3 separate regions of the Homo sapiens genome follow, and all the other regions are linked to region 1. Evidence: read pairs that join two places in POLR2A ChIA-PET (ENCODE). Cell type or tissue: MCF 10A. All regions are shown on one strand.

Region 1 (2,500 bases):
ACATTTATTTTTAGTTTAGATAAAACTACCCATGTTTTCAATGAAAGTATTTTACAAATACAAATTGGAATGTTGATTTGTCATTTAATTGTTTCATAATTTTCCTACATGTCAAAAGTCCATGATACAAACACTGACTGGGATACAGTGATAAATCACAACACCAGCTCAATATCTAGAAAGAAAAATCTATATAATATTTGTGTTTGACTGGAGTGCAAGTTTAGGCTGTTGACCTTTAACAATTCATTTTCACCCCAGTTTTCTTTTTGGTTGGTTGGTTTTGAGACGGAGTCTCACTCTGTCACTCAGGCTGGAGTGCAGTGGTGTGATCTCAGCTCACTGCAATCTCTGCCTCCCAGGTTCAAGTGATTCTCCTGTCTCAGCCTCCTGAGCAGCTGGGACTACAGGTGCGCACCACCATGCCTGGCTAATTTTTTGGTATTTTTTAGTAGAGACGGGTTTCACCATATTGGCAAGGATGGTCTCGATGTCTTGACCTCATGATCCGCCCGCCTTGGCCTCTCAAAGTACTAGGATTACAGGCGTGAGCCACTGCGCCCCGCCCCAGGCTGTTTTTTATAAGATGGTATTTCACTGTTGCCCAGGCTGCACTCAAGGACCCCTCCAGCCTTGGCTGTAATCCCAAAGTGTTGGGATTATAGGCATGAGCCACTGCAACTGGCCATCCCAGTTCCAGAGCTCACATTCAAATGATAAGGAGAGACTAACCAATCTGAGGTGAAGAGGAAGAAATAAATGCCTTAATCATGAAATAGGGGTTTAGAGCCAGAAACAGTTGAGAATGTAAACTGCACTAGGATTTAGAGATAAAAGGGTTTATTTAAGTTTGAAGTGGGTCCAAATCTGATTGGTTTTTTTTTACTTTCCTTTAGCCATGTATTTGAACAAGCGTGTATAAGATAACTTGTCCAGCTTTAACACTGACAGGAAAGCCAAGAAGTTGGGAGTATTAGAGTGCATTGATGAATGGCTGGCTCGCTCATTCTAGCTGCTTGGAGTTTAATGAGGACAGGTTTACTGAGCTGGCAGTCTTGGTTAGATTTCAGTTGGCAATATATAGCAATCCATTTGACATGAAATTGGCCTCAAAGAGTGAGGTTGGAAGAAGTCACGTGCTTTGTAAGTTGGAGTATGAACACACTGACAAGGAGGGCTAAGAACTGAATCATTGAAAGTATCTGCCTTAGGCCAGGTGCTGTGGGTCACACCTGTAATCCGAGCACTTTGGGAGGCCAAGTTGGGTGGATCACGTGAGGTCGGGAGTTTGAGACCAGCCTGACCAACGTGGAGAAATCCTGTCTCTACTTAAAAAAGCCGGGCATGTTGGCACATGCCTGTAATCCCAGCAACTGGGGAGGCTGAGCCAGGAGAATCGCTTGAACCTGCGAGGCAGAGGTTGCAGTGAGCCGAGATCGTGCCATTGCACTCCAGCCTGGGCAACAAGAGTGAAACTGTCTCAAAAAAAAAAAACAAACCCAAAACATCAAACAGGGAGGACTTTTCAGTTTTACAGAGAAAAGTATACAAACCTTTTTTTTCTCTGTGTGTCTCTTTTTTTTTTCTTCCAGAGATTCATGAGCTCTTGTTTAAAAATGATAGCCCAAGTTAGGAGACTGTTGTGTCTTATTTCTGAGTTGCTGGTGAAAAAATAGTGGTCGAAGTTAAGTAGACAAATTTAAGTGATCACTTACTTGGTAATTAAAGCTCTTTTTCTTCCCAGCATTTTGGGAGCCCAAGGCAGGTGGATTGCCTGAGCTCAGGAGACCAGCCTGGGCAACATGGCAAAACCCCGTCTCTACAAAAAGTACAAAAATTAGCTGGGCATGGTGGTATGTGCTTGTAGTCCCAGCTACTGAGGAGGCTGAGGTGGGAGGATTGCTTTGAGCCCAGGAGGTAGAGGTTGCAGTGAGCTGAGATTGTGCCACTGCACTCCAGCCTGGGTGACAGAGTGAGGCCCTGTCTCAAAAACAACAACAAAAAACAAAAACAAGCTCTCTACAGCAGCTGGCAGTCTATTGACCTGGAAGAAAGCTCCATTCCTTTCCTCAAGTAATTTTGATTAATTCTCAACAGAAGTGGGTGGAAGGAAAGGTTTTTACTTACTCTGTCATCCAAGACTGGTACCTGAGCCACTGCCAGCTCTTGGGTATGACAGCAGTTGACAGGAATAAAATGATTCAAAAGGGTGTTAGTAGTAAGGTTAATGTGATCATCTCCATTTATTGAGGAAGAGATTTAAGTTCGGAGGGGCTTGGCAAGTTGTCTAACTTCGCAGCCCAGTGGTAATGGAGCTGAAACTATAAACTTGGTTACAGGACCAGGTGTAGATAAACTGGAAAGGGCTTCAGAGTCGATAGTCCAAATTCTTATTAGTTTAGAGATAAGAAAGTGGATTTGTTCAAGGTCACACAGGGACACAGTGGCAGAGCAGGGCTCTGGTGCCTCAACAGCAAATCCAGGGCTTGTTATAGGGAGC
Region 2 (2,500 bases), 74 kb after region 1:
TCTTTCTTTTTTTCTTTCTTTCTTTCTTTCTTTCTTTCTTTCTTTCTTTCTTTCTTTCTTTCTTTTTCTTTCTTTCTTTCTTTTTCTTTCTTTTCTTTCTTTCTTTCTTTCTTTCTTTCTTTCTTTCTTTCTTTCTTCCTTTCTCTTTCTCTCTTTCTTTCTCTTTCTCTCTTTCTTTCTTTTCTTTCGACAGAGTTGCACTCTGTCACCCAGGCTGGAGTGCAATGGCACCATCCTGGACTCAAGTAGTCCTCCTGTTTCAGCCTCCCAAGTAACCGGGACCACAGGCGTGATCCCCCCGCCCCCATGCCCAGATTTTTTTTTTTTTTTTTTTTTTTTTGAGATGCGGTCTCGCTCTGTCACCCAGGCTGGAGTGCAGTGGCGTGATCTCGGCTCACTGCAAGCTCCGCCTCCCGGGTTCACGCCATTCTCCTGCCTCAGCCTCCCGAGTAGCTGGGACTACAGGTGCTGCCATCATGCCCGGCTAATTTTTTTTTGTATTTTTAGTAGAGACGGGGTTTCACCGTGTTAGCCAGGATGGTCTCAATCTCCTGACCTCGTGCTCCGCCCTCCTCGGCCTCCCAAAGTGCTGGGATTACAGGTGTGAGACACTGCACCCAACCACCCAGCTAATTTTTATTTATTTTTATTTTTAGTAGAGACAGGGTCTCAGCTAGTTGCCCAGGCTAGTCTTGGACCCTTGGGCTCAAATGATTCTCCCACCTCTGCCTCCCAGAGTATTAGGATTACAGGCATAAGCCACTGCCCCTGGCCTCCCCAAGTGATTGTGATGGGCCTCTCTGGTTAAGAAACCTCAAAATTAGAGAGGGAGTGGGGTTCAATACTACAGCACAGGACTCAGGGCAAACAGGCCTGGGTTCAGATCCTGGCTGTGCCACTTATGAACTGTGTGATGTTAGGCAAGTTACTTAACTTATCTGAGCCTTGGTTGCCTCTTCTGTAAAAAGGGAGCTAATAGATATCCACTTTTTAGGAGGATTGATATTTTTAAACTGCTTAGAACAGCCCCCAAACATAAAAATATATAAATAAATCCCAACTCATGCCTAGCAGAGGGTGGATAGAGGTTATTTGAGGGCTCTGTCCACTGTACTGGGTGACCCCTTTATGGGGCAGTGGCCTTTGGCCTTTTTAGCTGTATGACTCAGGGGCAAGTCTCATATCTCTTCCATCTCCTGCCCTTTAAACTTGGTGTGAAGTTACCAAGAGCCTCCTCTCCCAACCAGCTGGGACGTGAAACTGTGGGCTCCACTGATCACAAGCAGTGGGGTGAGGTGGGGTGGAGCAGATGTGGCATGTGTCCCGGGCTTCCTGCCTCATGAGGACTCAGCAGAGCTTTCACCCCCAGAAACTGCAAGTTGGGACTTGTCCCTAGGAAAATCCAGTTGCTGCCAAGGTCGTGCAGTCACTCAGCCCTGGAGTCAAGCCAGAGCAGGCAGGTAGGTGCCAGGGCTCCCTCATGGGCAAACTCACTCTCCGTTTTCCCTCTCCTGAAGGGGGAGGAGAGGAGCCAGGTAGACCAGCCACCTTTAATTTTCTTTTTGCCTGCAAAACGGTTTCCTTGGACACAGGCAACACGAGGCAGGGGCTGCCAGGTGTCTAGACTTCAGATCACCTGATGTGCCTGGCAGGATGTGGCTCAGCCTGGGAGAAATCATCCCTTGCGCTGCCCCGCCCGGCCCCTCCTTACCCCTAGGCCACCCGCCTGACGACATCCTTGGGAAAGGCCCTCAGCCTACAGCACCTGTCAGCTGCTGTCTGAAGGAGGTAGTTGGCAGGGGGAAGTGATAGGGGGGAGGCTCAGTAAAACTGAAGGCAGAGAGGAATAATCATACTTCTGTTTTCAATGCACTTCTCTATACGAAGTGCTGCTGGCACGTTACCTACATTAACTCAGTTAATTCTCATGTCTATCCTCTGAGACAGTCACTATTACTATCCCCATTTTATAGATGAGGAAACTAGAGCTCAGACAAGTTAAGTTGCTTGCCCAGGGTCACCTAGTAAAACCTGGACTCCAGCCCAGGTGATCTGGCTCCAGAGCCCTCCTGCTTAACCACCAGGATACAGCCTTTCATTCAGCTCTGTTCTGTCTGCCTTGCTGCATGGACTCTGTGATCAATTTCTTGAGTATGTGTCTGTAGCCATGCTCTTTAAACTTGTACATGGCCCCATTTATGGATGAGGAAACTGAGACCTAGAGACATTAAGTGGCTTTTTAAAGCTTACGTAGTAACTGGCAGAGCTAGGACCACAACCCGGGTGCTTTTTGCCCCAAAGTCCCGGGTACTTTTACTTGGCAGAGCAGGGTTACCCTACTTGGGGATCTGGGTCGGGGGACTTAGGAGGCTGGAGGAACTGTCAGACTGTTTCTTCTTTTGGGAATTGACCTTCTGGCCAGGGCTGCGATTAGGAAACTGCTGGACTCTGGCAATTCACACATATTTGGGGGGCATTCACACCCATGAGGGACACCTCT
Region 3 (2,500 bases), 59 kb after region 1:
AGGCGGGTGGATCACCTGAGGTCAGGAGTTCGAGACCAGCCTGTCCAACATGGTGAAACTCCATTTCTACTAAAAATATAAAAACTTTAGCTGGGTGTGATAGCAGACACCTGTAATCCCAGCTACTCGGGAGGCTGAGGCAGGAGAATTGCTTGAGCCTGGGAGGTGGAGGCTGCAGTGAGCCAAGTTCGCACCACTACACTCCAGCCTGAGCAACAGAGTGAGACTCCATCTCCAATAAAAAAAAAAAAAGAATGATTCCATTCCTCCTCTGCCCCCTCCCCATGTTGTTAGCTGCTTGTAAAACTATGTGTGTTTGTAATAACAGAAAACTAGAGACATCCTAAATGTTCACCCGTGTGTTGAAGTCCAATGCAGCAGTAAAAAGGAAAGGGCAGGATTTCTATGTACTGATGTGGAAAGCCACTAAGATAAATTGAGTGCAAAAACAATGTGCCCAACACTGTGTTTCCATTCAAGCAGATTAAAAATATATATGTATATTGTGTATAGGTCCCCAGCCCCTCATCCACAATTCCCAAATCCAAAAGGCTCTGGAAACCAAAACTTTTTTCTTTGGTTTGTGGCAAATTTATTTGGTAGCAAAACCAGAGCTAAAAGGATGTGAAGCCATTTGCAGTTTTTAATTGTCCCTGTTAGTGTGAATACATTACAGCCCACAGCTAGCAGGACCTACTGTCTTGGTTTGCCTGGGATTGAAGGGGTTCCCTGGACATGGAACTGGAACAGTCTGGGGCAAACTGGCTGACTGCTCACCCTGGGCGGAGCCCGCTGGTGTTGTGGAATACAGGCTGTATGCACTTTATTACCTGTCTAAAATGGGAAAAGTTCTAGATTCTGCAACCCATCTGTGCCCAAGGGTTTCAGCTGAAGGACCTGGATGTTCTTAGACTATCTGTGGGAAGGGGACACAAGCCACCAGCCACAGCCTCTGGGAAGAAAATGGGTAGCTGGAGGGTAGGGGTAGGAGGGAGAGTTTTCACTGAATAGCCTTTTGCATCTTTTGACTGTGGACCATGTGAATGTATTATCTACTGAAAAAATAAATACAGGAAACTATGGACAAACAAAACGCTCTGCACTTTTGACTAAACTACAAATAGAATTTTAAAGATTTTGGAAAAAATAAATTACTGTGATGCTGTCAAAGCAATGCTTGTCTTTTGGATTCTGCTGATTCCAGTGTATCCTGTTCTCAGAGCCACTTGTCTATTGAACCCTAGTCTGGGAGTCTGGCTTTTTGTTTTCTGAGCTCAGGGGGCTGTGTAGGTCTCTCCTAGAGCAGCAGGTAGACTAAAGCTCCTACTTCAGCAGCACGCTCCACAGTCAGGGGTGATTTTTTTTTTTCCTGGTTGGTAGTTATTATTATTTTGAAAAATCCAGAACAATCATGCAAAGCAAGTAGAAACAGGCTGGGCCAGCTGAGAGTGACCATATGCCCTGGGTCTCTTGGTGATATAATTAGCTGTTTTCTTCCAGTGGTGAGTGGGTGGCTCACTCTTCTGGCACCCTGCAAGGCCGCATGATGATGCAACAATGCAACAAAAGACAAGCCCGGGCAAGGCCAGCGGGAGCTCTGCCGGCCAGAGTTGCTGATGCGAGGCGATGCACGGGTGTGGGGAGGGTGTTTCAGGGCTGCAGGGAAGTGGGAGGCCCCAACTGCCCAGGAGGCAAAACTGGCCTCCTGCTCACTCAGCCATGAGCTTTTCTACCCCAAACCCTGGCTCACTCCTTCCTTCCCTCCTCCCTGTTCAGTGGCAGAATCTATTCCTAGTTCACTCAGTCTCCCAGGGGTTAAAGGGTCCGTTGAGACTTCTAGAAGTGAGATAGAGGGGCCTGTGCAAGGAGAGACTAAATCAGGCTTCCCAAGCCTTGAGGATGGAGGGTGGGGAGCTTTCAATTACCTGGGGAGATTTTTTCAAAATATCTGTACACTTGTGCAGCCGGCAGACCCTTATCCAATTTTAATTCAGTGGGTTGAGATAGGGCTGGCACTTGGAATATGTATTTTAATTGTGTTAATTATTATCTAAGATGGTATTAACGATTTAAAAATATATATTAAGAAGAATAAGCCTACTTTACACCCCAAGACAGACAGGCTGTGCACAGCACAACTCCACTGGTGGGTGCTGTCCACCCAGGCTTCCTAATGGTGCCCTGGAGGGGGTAACACAATGGACCTGCTCCTCTCTCCAGAGGCAGCCATTGCCACTGTTTCCTGTGTCTCTCCTTTTTTTTTTTTTTTTTTTTTTTTGAGACAGGGTCTCACTCTGCTGCCCAGACTGGAGTGCAGTGGCACAATCTTGGCTCACTGCAGTCTCGACCTCCTGGGCTCCTACCTTAGCCTCCCCAGTAGCTGGGACCACAGGCGTGTACCACCACACCTGGCTAATTTTTGTATTTTTTTGTAGAGACAGGTTTTCACCATGTTGCCCAGGCTGGTCTCTAACTCCTGGGCTCAAGTGATCCCTGTGCC

The links. ChIA-PET counts read pairs that join two places held together with the same protein. Peaks named below come from ENCODE experiments on the same cell type or tissue, not always from the same donor. Only the 100,000 strongest peaks of a DNase experiment are listed, where the experiment ranks them.
Region 2: POLR2A ChIA-PET joins it to region 1 with 19 read pairs; 27 of 35 experiments call an interaction of 5 or more read pairs at or near these places.
Region 3: POLR2A ChIA-PET joins it to region 1 with 12 read pairs; 25 of 35 experiments call an interaction of 5 or more read pairs at or near these places.

What each region holds. Positions count from the first base shown.
Region 1 is chr6:36,606,957-36,609,456 of GRCh38, forward strand. No RefSeq gene overlaps it. Among named protein-coding and RNA genes, the nearest start is that of SRSF3, 14 kb to the left of the region's middle. In MCF 10A, no CTCF peak of the experiment used is centred here; a DNase peak (open chromatin) is centred at 1,235.
Region 2 is chr6:36,681,271-36,683,770 of GRCh38, forward strand. All of the region lies in intron 1 of CDKN1A (cyclin dependent kinase inhibitor 1A), which reads left to right. Among named protein-coding and RNA genes, the nearest start is that of CDKN1A, 3.8 kb to the left of the region's middle. RefSeq lists enhancers at 1,316-1,435, 1,716-1,835. In MCF 10A, no CTCF peak of the experiment used is centred here; a DNase peak (open chromatin) is centred at 1,411.
Region 3 is chr6:36,665,691-36,668,190 of GRCh38, forward strand. No RefSeq gene overlaps it. Among named protein-coding and RNA genes, the nearest start is that of PANDAR, 8.2 kb to the right of the region's middle. RefSeq lists enhancers at 486-1,267, 1,264-1,743, 1,268-2,049, 1,442-1,736. In MCF 10A, no CTCF peak of the experiment used is centred here; a DNase peak (open chromatin) is centred at 1,551.